Regions from separate parts of the Homo sapiens genome. Here all the other regions are linked to region 3. Evidence: chromatin contacts called from ENCODE Hi-C or POLR2A ChIA-PET data. All regions are on one chromosome and are shown on one strand. The core of a region is the stretch at or near the end of the contact, and the rest is flanking DNA. Distances in the headings are between cores, read along the strand shown. Region 1 holds the start of KANSL2 (KAT8 regulatory NSL complex subunit 2). Region 2 holds the start of DDN-AS1 (DDN and PRKAG1 antisense RNA 1). Region 3 holds the start of CACNB3 (calcium voltage-gated channel auxiliary subunit beta 3).

Evidence for each region. A loop is a pair of places that touch in the nucleus more often than their neighbours do. ChIA-PET counts read pairs that join two places held with the same protein, here RNA polymerase II (POLR2A). Pooled maps may share reads with other maps.
Region 1: a loop to region 3 is called in a map of naive thymus-derived CD4-positive, alpha-beta T cell, with 10 times the contacts of the local background. The contact joins the promoter of KANSL2 here to the promoter of CACNB3 in region 3. A Hi-C loop is called at or near these places in 3 of 168 maps with a recorded cell type or tissue (chondrocyte and naive thymus-derived CD4-positive, alpha-beta T cell), 6 of 37 single-sample maps with no recorded cell type and 16 of 50 pooled maps. POLR2A ChIA-PET finds 5 or more read pairs at or near these places in 15 of 52 experiments (GM10248, H1, HEK293T and 9 more).
Region 2: a loop to region 3 is called in a map of PC-9, with 4 times the contacts of the local background. The contact joins the promoter of DDN-AS1 here to the promoter of CACNB3 in region 3. A Hi-C loop is called at or near these places in 1 of 168 maps with a recorded cell type or tissue (PC-9) and 7 of 50 pooled maps. POLR2A ChIA-PET finds 5 or more read pairs at or near these places in 4 of 52 experiments (HCT116, K562, activated CD4-positive, alpha-beta T cell and 1 more).

The regions. Positions count from the first base shown.
Region 1 is chr12:48,680,239-48,684,116 of GRCh38, forward strand. KANSL2 (KAT8 regulatory NSL complex subunit 2) reads right to left here and starts at 2,000. Exons shown (of 10, transcript NM_017822.4): 1 at 1,949-2,000; 2 at 1,144-1,403. The coding sequence starts at 1,394. RefSeq lists an enhancer at 1,698-1,967 and silencers at 2,048-2,257, 2,298-2,347.
Region 2 is chr12:48,996,577-49,000,194 of GRCh38, forward strand. DDN-AS1 (DDN and PRKAG1 antisense RNA 1) reads left to right here and starts at 1,771. Exons shown (of 2, transcript NR_147179.1): 1 at 1,771-2,114. DDN (dendrin) reads right to left here and starts at 2,799. Exons shown (of 2, transcript NM_015086.2): 1 at 2,503-2,799; 2 at 1-2,090. The coding sequence starts at 2,711. The coding sequence ends at 164. RefSeq lists silencers at 391-780, 981-1,070, 1,621-2,080, 2,730-3,024 and enhancers at 1,431-1,500, 3,170-3,464.
Region 3 is chr12:48,815,955-48,819,775 of GRCh38, forward strand. CACNB3 (calcium voltage-gated channel auxiliary subunit beta 3) reads left to right here and starts at 2,542. Exons shown (of 13, transcript NM_000725.4): 1 at 2,542-3,020. The coding sequence starts at 2,976. LOC101927241 (a long non-coding RNA gene) reads right to left here and starts at 978. Exons shown (of 3, transcript XR_245978.4): 1 at 806-978. RefSeq lists a silencer at 2,340-2,809.

The sequences.
Region 1 (3,878 bases), core at 750-3,249, 140 kb before region 3:
TTTGTAGAAACGAAGTCTATGTTGCCAAGTCTGGTCTGGAACTCCCAGGCTCAAGTGATCCTCCCACCTCAGCCTCCCAAGTAGTGGGGACTACATGTCCACGCCACTATGCCCAGCGAGTTTTTTAATCTTCTGTAGAGACGGGGTCTCACTGTATTGCCTGGGTTGGTCTCCAACTCCTGGCCTCAAGTGATCCTCCTCCCGTGGCCTCCCAAAGTGCTGGGATTACAGGCATGAGCCACTGCGACCAGCCAGGGACACAATTTTAAAACTATAAGATACGTAAAAAATTATCTAGTCAGGTTATGTTTTTGCATGGATACCTTTGCATACATGATGAAAACTATGAAGCCTCTTACAGAAGAATACACACATATATAACTTTGCATGTTATTTAACAAAATTCATGGACAGCCAAATAGAGCCACACACCCCTCCATTAAGAAGAATTTTAGGGGCCAGGTGCGGTGGCTCACTCCTGTAATCCCAACACTCTGGGAGGCCGAGGCGGATGGATCACCTGAGGTCAGCAGTTCAAAACAAGCCTGGCCAACATGGTGAAACCCCGTCTCTACTAAAAAGTACAAAAATTAGCCGGGCATAGTGGCGCACGCCTTAAGTCCCAACTACTTAGGAGGCAGGAGAATCGCTTGAACCTGGAAGGAGGAGGTTGCAGTGAGCCGAGATCTCCACTGCACTCCAGCCTGGGGAATAAAGCAAGAATCTGTGCGCCGCCCCCCCGCCAAAAAATTAACTTTAGGGCCGGGCGCGGTCGCTCACGCCTGTAATCCCAGCACTCTGGGAGGCCGAGATGGGAGGATACCTTGAGGCCAGGAGTTTGAGACCGGCCTGGTCAAAATAGCAAGACCCCATCTCTCTTAAAAAAAAAAAAAAAAAAAAAAAGACTAATTTAGAATATGCCTTTATTTTACAGATAAGGGAAAAGAACCAAAGAGGTGAACTAAGTAATCCAACTCAAGGGTCTTTCCAGTCTTCACCGTTTTTTCAGTTTTCCAAGGATACAACCATAACCCCAAATTTACAAGGACAAAATCTCAAACGCGGCAGCTATGCTGAAGCCCGCATCATATCACATACCCCCTCGCTTTAAGAAAAACGACATATATATCTATACATATATACCCATCTTTCTTCTCTGGCTTTGGGGCAGCATTGGGACATCTTTTTCCATTCTTCGTCGATATATAACTACACTGCTTGAAGGGTGCATTCTTGTCTTCAAGGATATGCTTAATGCAAAACTCCTGCCCCTCCAGACGAGGGTGAGAGCATGGACGATGAGTGAATGCACAAGACAGAGGTTCCTGAGACCTGGGCACTGGAGTGATCCTCCCCCGATTGGTTGGCAAGACGTGAATCCGAATCCTGTTCATAACCAAAACCTGCGGGGTCAAACGAAAGACCAAAAAGCCCTTACCCTTCCCGAAAATTCCTGCTCCACACAGATCGCGCGGACAGTTTCCAAAGGACATGCAGAAGTCGTCCCCGTAAGGTACGCTCCGTAAGTCCCCGCCGCCCTCCCCAAGTCTCCACAGGCATCTGTGGCTTTGCCTCCCTTTAGCGTGTCCCTCCATGCCCGGCCCCACCCCGAACCACACCACGCTGAATGTATCTTCAGGACTCGCACAGCTGCAGCACGAAGGGAAGCGACAACACCAGCCCCACGCGGCGGCCACGCCGCCTCCCCGCACGCCGCCTTTGTCCCGGCCTGCCTCAGAGCGCACGACTGGGCCTGGCCTCGGAAGCCTATGCGAGCGCCATTTTGTCCTACGGCTCCAGTCACCGGAGATCCTGGCTCCTGGAAGCCTGCAGGAAGGAGACTGACTCTGACACTGCTTTGAGGCGGAGTAGCAGCTCTGAGCTGACAAAAAGAGCGAAATAGCAGCCCAACCGCAAGAGCTTAGAGGAAAGAGCACCGCCATCTTACCTCAGGAGCTGCGCTGCGCCGCACTCTGCCGCGCCGCTCGCCCTTCTCTAGTGGCGCCAGCGGCTCTCAGATCGGCCTCGCCCCTTTCCGGACTCCTGGCTACTCATTGGCTACCGCTCGTATGACAGGATGTCGCCATTGGCCGAGACCAACTACCTATCGTGTCTGGGAGGGCGGAGCGCTGAGAAAATGCGAGGTTGGGGTGGCTAAGACAGACTGTCTGTCAGCAACTCCGCCCGGAGGAGAGTGAGCCGGGGAAGGGGGCGGAGAGCGGGCTGCGGGGCGGGTTGCCAGCTAATATTTTTCCACCTTGCAGCGTGGCTCGTTTTCCGGCTACTTTTGGACCCTCAGTCTGTGGTCCTAGGCTGCTGTTCCCTCACCACTGTACACAGCTAGTATAAAATCAGACAGACAGGCCGGGCGCGGTGGCTCACGCCTGTAATCCCAACACTTTGGGAGGCTGAGGCTGGCAGATCACCTGAGGTCGGGAGCTCGAGTCCAGCCTGAGCAACATGGAGAAACGCCGTCTCTACTAAAAATACAAAATTAGCCGGGCGTGGTGGTGCACGCCTGTAATTCCAGCTACTCGGGAGGCTGAGACAGGAGAATCTCTTGAACCTGGGAGGCGGAGATTGCGGTGAGCCGATATCGCGCCATTGCACTCCAGCCTGGGCAACAAGAGCGAAACTCCGTCTCAAAAAAATATATAAATAAAAAATAAATCAGACAGAGGCTGGAGGATCACTGTTTACACATAAAAAGTCTTTAGCTTTCTTTTGTGAACAGTTCAATACATGTACTGAACATTTGGTATAGAGAACACTGAGAAACATTTTTTGGGTGTTTACTGATTCTGGGAATTACATGTATAAAGTCATTGAATTTTTCAAAGCAACCCTAAGAGGTACAGGTTAGTATTATGTCCATTTTACAGATAAGAGGACTGAGGAACAGAATGGGACCATAGCTATTAAATGGGAAAGGAAGACGAATTTGAACCCAGCCCGCATTCTTTATCCCTTATTGCCTCTTATATAGTAAAGAGCATTGGACTGAGAATAAGGAAATATTTGTTCTAGTTTAGGGCTGCTTCTCATAACTGTGTGCCCTGTCTTTAAAATTCCATGCTAAATAATGCAGGTATCATAAAAATGACAGACACAATACCAATCATACCATCCTTTAAGGATTTTTAGTTTAAAAGCATCTTTCTGTCATCTCCACCACTTGTAGAAATGATTCCTAGCTTTCTTCCCATAACCCTTCTAGACATTTTTTGCTTTCCAGCATCTCTTATCTCCTCACTGTCAGTTTAAGAAAGATGTTTTATCCATGCCTAACGAGCAAGTGAGCATGAGTCCCAGTGGAAGTGAACATAAAGATTCCACAGCCCTCAAGAAAAACACTAAGGCTGGGCGTCATGGTTCACCACTGTAATCCCAGCACTTTGAAAAGCTGAGGTGGGAAGATCACCTGAGCTCAGGAGTTCGATCCCAGCCTGGGCAATATGGAGACACCTCATCTCAAATAAATAAATAAATAAATAAATAAATAAATAAATAAATACACTATAGGACCGATAAATTATTAAAAAAAAAAAAAAACCTTGGGGGTTGTGCTGTTTCCAGAGACTAGAGCAGCCCTAGAAGAAGGCCTGAAATTCATTCATTCAACGAATATTTATTGAGCACCTAAGTGCCAGGAGAGAACAAGGAAGATAACCCTGCTCTCTTGGAGTGAACATTCTAGGATAGCTTTGGATTATGGATGCAATACAAACATAATATTAATAACAATGATTTATATACATAAGCAAACAGACCAACCCTCAGGAGTACGAAAAAAGATGTTTTGTTATAAACACCCTATAATTAAAAAACAGCCAGAGGCAGTCATGTCACAGAAAATTTGGGAATCCGAATCTGCAACC
Region 2 (3,618 bases), core at 521-3,020, 180 kb after region 3:
AATGGGCATATGCTTCCCTTCCTTTCATTTATATTTCAAGGATGAGAACAGGTATGGGTAAAGATACAAGGAAAAGAGAAGCAAAGGAAGTCTGTGGGGAAGAATGGGGACCAGTGGACCCAAGGATGGATGCGTTGGGGACACAAATACAAGAAGGGGCCTCTCACTGCCTCTTCCTATTTCCCTGTTGGGTCCCTCTGATGTCCCTCACCCCGAAGAGGACCTCCTCGGTTTGGCTTATGACATCTAGGATCTCCCCGACACTGTCGCTCAGTTCCGCTGTCTTCCCATCTTCCTCTGGCGAACTGTTTCCAACCTCGGGCAGGGTCCTCTCATTCCGCCAGGAGGCGCCCGGGGCTTCTGTGTCGCTTCCATCAGAGGAGCCGCTATGGACGCTGAGCTCCTCAGCTTCGTCCGTGTCCGAGTCAGGGGCTGTGTGGCGGCGGATACGGGACACGGCTTCTCGCAGGGCCCCGGCGTAGGGCCCTGGGGTCCGCGCCCAGCCCCGGCCGGCGCGCCGCTGGACCACCGCCACTTCCGACCCCTCGGCTCTGCCCTGGGCTCCCGAAGCTGCTGGGCCTAAGGCTTGGTGCTCTGGGCTACCTGGCTGCGTGGGGGCGTCCCGCAGGTTTACTTCGGGGGCCGGGAGCCCCAAGATGCGGAAAGTGCGCTCCTCCAGTGTGGAGTCCCCCGGCCTCCCGCCCTCAGCTTCGCCCCCGCGGCCCCCGCCGGGCTGGTGTAAAAGGCGACTGCTCGACAGCCGCTTTTGACAAGGGGAAGGAAAGACCGTGGCCCCTTCACCCTCCTCCTTGCCGGGCTTCGATTGGCTGGGGGAATCCCCCACCACGCGTGTCACCCCAGAGGGCAAAAGCTGCACCTGCTGGGTTCGGGGGGTTGGAACATATTGGGATCGTATCACTACGCACGTGGCGTCAATGACAAAGACGCCTTCCCCACGGGACAGGCCCTGGGAACTGCGGGGCAAGGTGTGGGCACGGCGGGTCGCCTTCCAACCCTCCAGGGTCTCCGGTCCTGCCCCCTCTCCAAGACCCAGAGATTCTCTCCATCCGGTGCCTCCGGGAGCCCAGGGTCTGGGGAGTGTCTGGCTATGGCGGGGCGGCTGCTTTTTAGGGGAGGGAATCCAGCATTTGGGAAACCAGATCTGTTCTCCTTCTTTCCCTTCCCTCGAGCCCTTGAGGTGGTGCCTGGATCTGGGAGCGGGATGCGGGGCACAGGGAGCCGCAGTTGCAGACCCCGCAGGAGCTATCTCGGTGCCTGCGCTCCCTGTAGCTTTGGCTTGGGGATGGCTGTCGCTACCACTGTTCAGGTCAGCAGCAGCCAGCCCCAGGCTTTTCTCCACGACCCCCTTGCCGGGCTCTGGCCTTGCTCTGGCCGCTCCACAGCCTGGGGATCCCCCCAAGAGACCTTGCCCCTGTCGGAGACCCCAAGCCCCGAGGACGTCCCGGTAGATCCGAGGATCCAGCCTCTTCTTTGTGCGCCCTCCGTCTGTCCTGGCTGGAGTCGCAGCTGGGGCTGATGAAGTGGGCACCTGAGAGTTCCCGGGGCCTCTCTTAGTCCCCAAGGTCCTATGGGGGCCTTCGTAAGAAGGTGGAGCCACGTAGGGTGGCGGCCGGTCCCAGCGGCGTCGTGGGGCGGTCCCGGCAGAACCTCTCAGCAGCAGGTGAGCCTCGTAGCTTGGGGGCCCGGGCCGCCGACCTCCCCAGGGCCCCGCCCACGCCGACCCTGGGTCGCTCTGCGGCTGCGCGGATGGACGGGGCGCTCGCCCCACAGGCGCCAGGCGCTCCGGCCGCAAGGGAGCAGGGAGCCCTGCCAGCTGGGCCACCCGAGGGGCGTTGCGGGGCTCCGGGCGGGGTCGACCCGGGGGGCTCCGTCGGGCCCCACCAGCCTTGCGCCTTTTTCGCTCGGTCTCCTTGGCCTCCCGCTCCTGCGACGCCGCTTTCCTTTTCTCTTGCTCCCGAGCTCGGACCTCGGCCAGGGGCCCCGCCCGCCAGTTGGTCGCCTCCTGCAGCACCCTGGAGGCCCAGGGCCGGCGGGGCGGCGGCTGTGGGGATCCCGGGCGCGGCCCACACCTGGGACAATGAGCAGGAACCCAGGTGAGCAGTTTGTGGGGGAAGGGAGCCGAGGTCCGGGGAGCTGGGAGCACTGGAGACCACTTGGGGCAGCCATGTGAAGGGGTGTGTGTGAGTGTGTGCGCGTGTGCACGTGCGTATATGTTAGGACTGAAGTCGAAGCGGGACTCCTCGCCATCTCTCCATGCACACTTTAACAGCGTCTGCCCCATCTCACCTCCTGCCCTTTCTCACACCCACTTCTGTTCCCCCAAACAACGGGATGAGTCAGGCCCCAGCCCTCGGGAGCGGGCAGAGGTGGAAGGCGTGGGAAAGAGAAGGGGGACCAGCAGTGCTCGCTGGTGCCTGCGGGGAGGTCCGGACCCCACTCCCCGCCCCACCACTCTCTTCCCCTCACCCCTGCTTCACTCACGTGCGGTTCTGGAACCCGCGAGCCCAGTGGCTGGCCTGGAAGTCCATGGGCTGTCGAGAAGGGGCGCGGCGACTATAATGACAGGAAATAGTCTTCACTTCTATCACCAATAGCTTGGACTTCTGCACCCAGAGGCAGCTGCCAGACTCCTCATCCTGGAGCTCCCGGGGGCTGTCAGGCCCCTCGGAGAACAGTGGGCCATCCAGCATCCTGCCCCACCCCACCCCGGCCCCCCACCCTCCCACCCGCCCCAGGAGCCCCCTCCCAGCCCAGGGAGCCGGCGCCCACTGCAGAGCCGCGGGCCCGGGGACTGGGAACTATATATACCCGGGCACACGTGTGTGTGCCTGTCTCTGTGTGTGCGCGCGCATGTGACACCGCGCGGACTGCTCCGCGCTGCTACCTCCCCCATGTGCACGGCCGCCCCCTGGGGCCCGGGATTGGACGCCCCTTCCCACTGCTGTTGTCCCCCAAGCCTGATGGGATCGCACGAGTGGGCGGGGGAGGGACTTATGATTCTTGCCAAGCTGACAGTGCCCCCTCCCCCGCCCCTATTTCTTCAACCTTCCTGCCGTTTTAACCCTTTACTCTCCTGCTTGTCAGGTTGCCTGACCACCAGGGTTCTGCCCCTGGCTTCCTGCCTCAGATTTCAGTTTCCCCAACATAGAGTGATGAGATTGGAACTCAAGGTCTCTGCCTGCCACTCTGCTGGTTTCCATGGGGCTGGGGTGCAGGAGGGGCTGGCCCACGGCTGGGGGGCTATTTTTAGCGGCAGTGGCTGTTCGGGTGCAGAGATGAGATGAGTAACCAGCTCCCATGCGGTGGAGAGAGGAGGCGGTGGCTTTTACCAAGCTTTTGTGCGACTCTGAGGGAGAGCTGCCTTCCCTAAGCTCAAAAAGGGTGACCCCTACACCCGTATCTCCTTGTCAGCTCAGTGCTGCAGCCTAGGACTGCTGGTACAGCAGGACACAGGCGTCTGCCTTGGCCACCCAAGCTGCCCTACCAGTTCCATTCTACATGTTTGTCCTTGGGCAGCCAGGGAGCCCTCCCACAGCAGCAGGCTTTCACCTCCAATCCAGAAGCCAGGATTTGGGGGTTATATTGTTCTGTGCCCAC
Region 3 (3,821 bases), core at 1,292-3,791:
GGACTGACTGAGGAGCCAGAAAAAAAGGGGCTAGATTACAAGAAGGGCTCTGCCAAGCTCCCCTAGCGCCTGTCCCTGAGTTCCCTGGCAGCCTAGCAGCCAGAATGGTAGGGGCCTCCACCTGGTCCAGATCTTAAAAACTGCTGGGGAGGAGTCTTTAAGTCTTCCCAGAAGGCCTAGCTTCTGTCTCAGTTTCCCCATTCAGTGCCCAGGGACTGGGATCTGCCCAGCTTCCTGGTACACTTAGAGGAGAAGCTAGAATATATTCTGAAACCTCCCAAGAAGGTTTCAATATATTCCAGCTCCCAAACCTGATTATTCAGGCTTTTCCTCTTATGTCTTGCTTCTATGACTTGGGTACCTGCCAGCTGCCAGTCTAACAACTCTCTCCTAGAAAGAATCAGCAGGAGGAGCCTCTCCCCTGATCCTTTATTGCCCTCAGCTCTCTCCCTTTATGCCCAGCCATGAAAAAGAAAAGAGGTTAGGGCTACATGGACACTGACAGGCACATGTCCTGTCACAGGACAAGAAGTCACCAAGTTGGTATTAGAACTAGAGTAGGCAGGTGTGGGTGAGAAATGAAAGGAACATTGGGTAGCAACCCAGAGATATGAGAAGAAGGAGGGAAGCTCTGAAGCTACTGCAGGACCCAGGGGATGGGCCCAGGTATGAGGAGCTTGAACCCATCTCCTGGGGATGGTTGGCATGGCAACACATGCCTCAGGAGCAGACTTAGACAACCTTGTCGCAGGAGATTACAAGGAGTGTGAGGAAGGAGTGCTGCCGATGGCAGATCCGCTGTTACCTACAGCCCCAGGACCTTCTGTGGGTGGAGAGAGTCCCAAAAGGAGAGGCCAGGAGAGTGGATGCAGGGATGGGAAGAGAAACAGCTGCCTCCACCACTGCTTTCTTCACTAGAGCCATCTCCCAGGAGAAGAGCACCTTGAGGGTCTTACTCTTTGACACCTCTCCAGGCCCCTGAAAGAAGGAATTGAAGAGAAAGGATGAAAGAGGGGGATACAAGGAATACTGCGTAACTGGGTGAGGGCACAAAAGTGGGCAGTGTCTGGGAACTTCCAATACAGAAGAATCCAGTATATGACCAAACCCCAGTTGGTGCTGGACTCAGGAGAGGAGACAGTCCCTTCAGCCACAGGGGCTGCAACAAAGTTGTTTGTCAAACCCAGCATGAGGAAGGTGCTGGGCAGGGCTGCTCTGGGCCACCCACAGTAGACAGACTAAAGATGTCAGTCTGAAGATGCAGCTCTTCTTTGTCTTGCCAAGATAACACCGATAAGTGACCCAGGTGGGAAGCCACTTGGTTTGGGTGGGCTTTCTCTCTCCCATGCACAGTGCTTTCTACCATAGATCTTACTAAGCCATGTCAGAGTTTTGGATTTCTGATTCTCCTCAAGCCAAGGAGGGATGAGCAGATTGCTGAACTCCCGGGTGTGAGAAATTGGGAAGGAAAAGGACTGAGCTCAGGGCCAAGAGCATGGGCACCAGGAGGCCTCCAAGTGTAACCCCTGTCTACGCACATCCTCCTCGTGGGGCACAAAGGTAGGCAGTCAAAAATCAAAGAAGGAATTTTGCTCAGGAGATGAAAAAAGGAAAGAGCTCAAATGGGTGGATCTTTGGGGAAAGTTTCCTCAAGATAAGGGCTGCGGCTCTCTTACCCCAAATCTCAATGCTCCTGTAAAGGAGACTGAGTGGTGCAGAGTGGTACAAGCCCTTCTGCTAAGGGGAGAATCTGGCCTTACCCTAGTGACTCCGAGGAGACTGGCCCTTTCCTCTCCCAACCCGAGTGTAGCCAGGATCCCACCCACAACTATCCCCCTACCTCCACCCTCTGGCTTCTTTCCCCTTCCCTTTAGGCTCACCTAAAACAGCCCCTTTCTGCCCCAGTTCCCACGGATGCCTTGGCACTGTCTGGCACAATCCTTGGCAGGGAAGTGGGGAAGGGAACCCCCATCCTGGCAGGACTAAGACAAAATCTATCCGTGCAACAGGTGTGGGGAGGCCTACCCAGCTCACGGAAAGTTCCCCCCTTCTCAAGGGTTGGGCAACACCGCCTTTGCCGCAGCGTCCCCGTACTGAGGGGGCCGGGCACCTGTTGGGGCAGGAGCTGCCGTCCTGTCATTAGCCTGGGGGCACCAAGCCCATTCCTCCCCGGGACCACTGCGGGGTTTGCTTTCGGAGCCTCCGGGACGCACGGGCCCAGACCCGCCCTGCTGTCGCCTGGGACCCCTCCCCCGTCTGCCGCTCGTTCCCGCGCCTCTTCTGTCTCCCACGGTCTCCCCATTTTCCTGTCCTCTCCGTCCTCCCTCTGCCTCTCTCTCTCCGGTTTCCTCGACACCTGCGCCCTCTCCAGTCTCCGCCCGGGTCGCGTCTCCCTCGCGGTCTCAGCGCCCCCTCCCTCCCCCGCCGCAGCCCTTTGTTTCCCGGCGGAGTAGTTCCTGGGTTGCCGAGCGTCTCTGTCTCCGCATCTCTCCTCGCCCCGCCTCCTCCCTGCCTGGATCCGCCCTGCCCGCAGCCTCTCCTCCCCTTCCTCCCCGCCGCCACGGCCCCGTAGGTGCTCGGGGACCCACCTTCCACCTAGCACGGGTTCGTTCCCCTCTCCCGGCCTGGCCCGGGCTCCCCGGTGGCCGCCGCCCCCTCGCCGCCCCCGCCTTCTCCCGGGGAGGGGGTCAGGTGGGCGGGCACTATTGTTGTAGGAGCCGGCGCCAGATTCCTCAGCCGCGCTCGGGGTGGGACCGGCTGGGTTTGGGGGGGTGGGGTGGGGGGAGCGGTGATCTGAGCTCCGAGCAGCTGGTCTTCGCGGCTCGCTCCCTCCTTCGCGCTCTCTCGCTCCCTGCCGCCGCCCGCAGGGCTGCGGGGCTCGGTGGCATCTCCCGGGCGCGGCCCGCAGTCCTTGCCCCTGCCTCCGGGCCGCTCCCGCCCCCGGCGCCGCTCGCTCCCCCGACCCGGACTCCCCCATGTATGACGACTCCTACGTGCCCGGGTTTGAGGACTCGGAGGCGGTGAGTGCCCACGATGAGGGTGGGGGCGGGGAAGTTGGGGTGACACCTCCTCTCCCTTCAACCCTTTCCCCGGTTCAGGACTTTGAAAAACGCCTCAGTGGCAGGGCAGGGTTTGTAGGGGGGCGCTCTAAGAACGTGGGGAGATGGATTTTCATGCCAAGCGTTCCCCAGCGACCCAGACTCAGACCCTGGGGCATCGGGTGTGTGCAGAGAGGGGGCAGTATAGGGGAAGGGCTCAAGCAGGTGGCTCCACGGCCCAGGAAAGAGGGGTGGGAGAAGGCAGGGCTGGAGGCCGAGGGCACAGAGGCTCTGGAGAGGGAACACGCCATGTCTGGAGTTCCAAATTCTGGATTTCTGGGGTCTGAACACAACAGCTAGGAGAGCCGCCGAGGTGGTTGGGGAGGCAGACATTCTAGACCTCTTGTGCCTCAAGCAAACGACACATCAGGGAGCTGAGAGGACATCAGGGAGCCAGGGGCCAACCTCTTCAGACAGACGGATCCTAAAACTTGAGGAGCTCCATTATTCCCTTCCACCCCCTCCATCTCTGCGCATTGCCTCATCTCCTCACCCTTTCTCTAGCCCAGTTTCTCTCCCAGGCTGAAACCTGGGCGCCCAGCACATGGGTAGGCCAGGTGACTGAGCCCCATCTATTCCACAGCCCCCTGCTGAGGCTTCCTCTGCAGCGGGCATCCTGAGCTCTTGCCCAGCATGGAGGGCCTGGAGGTGAGGCCAGAGGAGCTGAGGGCCTGGGGATGGAGAGGAAGCGCTTTGCTCAGAGAAACAGGCAACCGATAAATA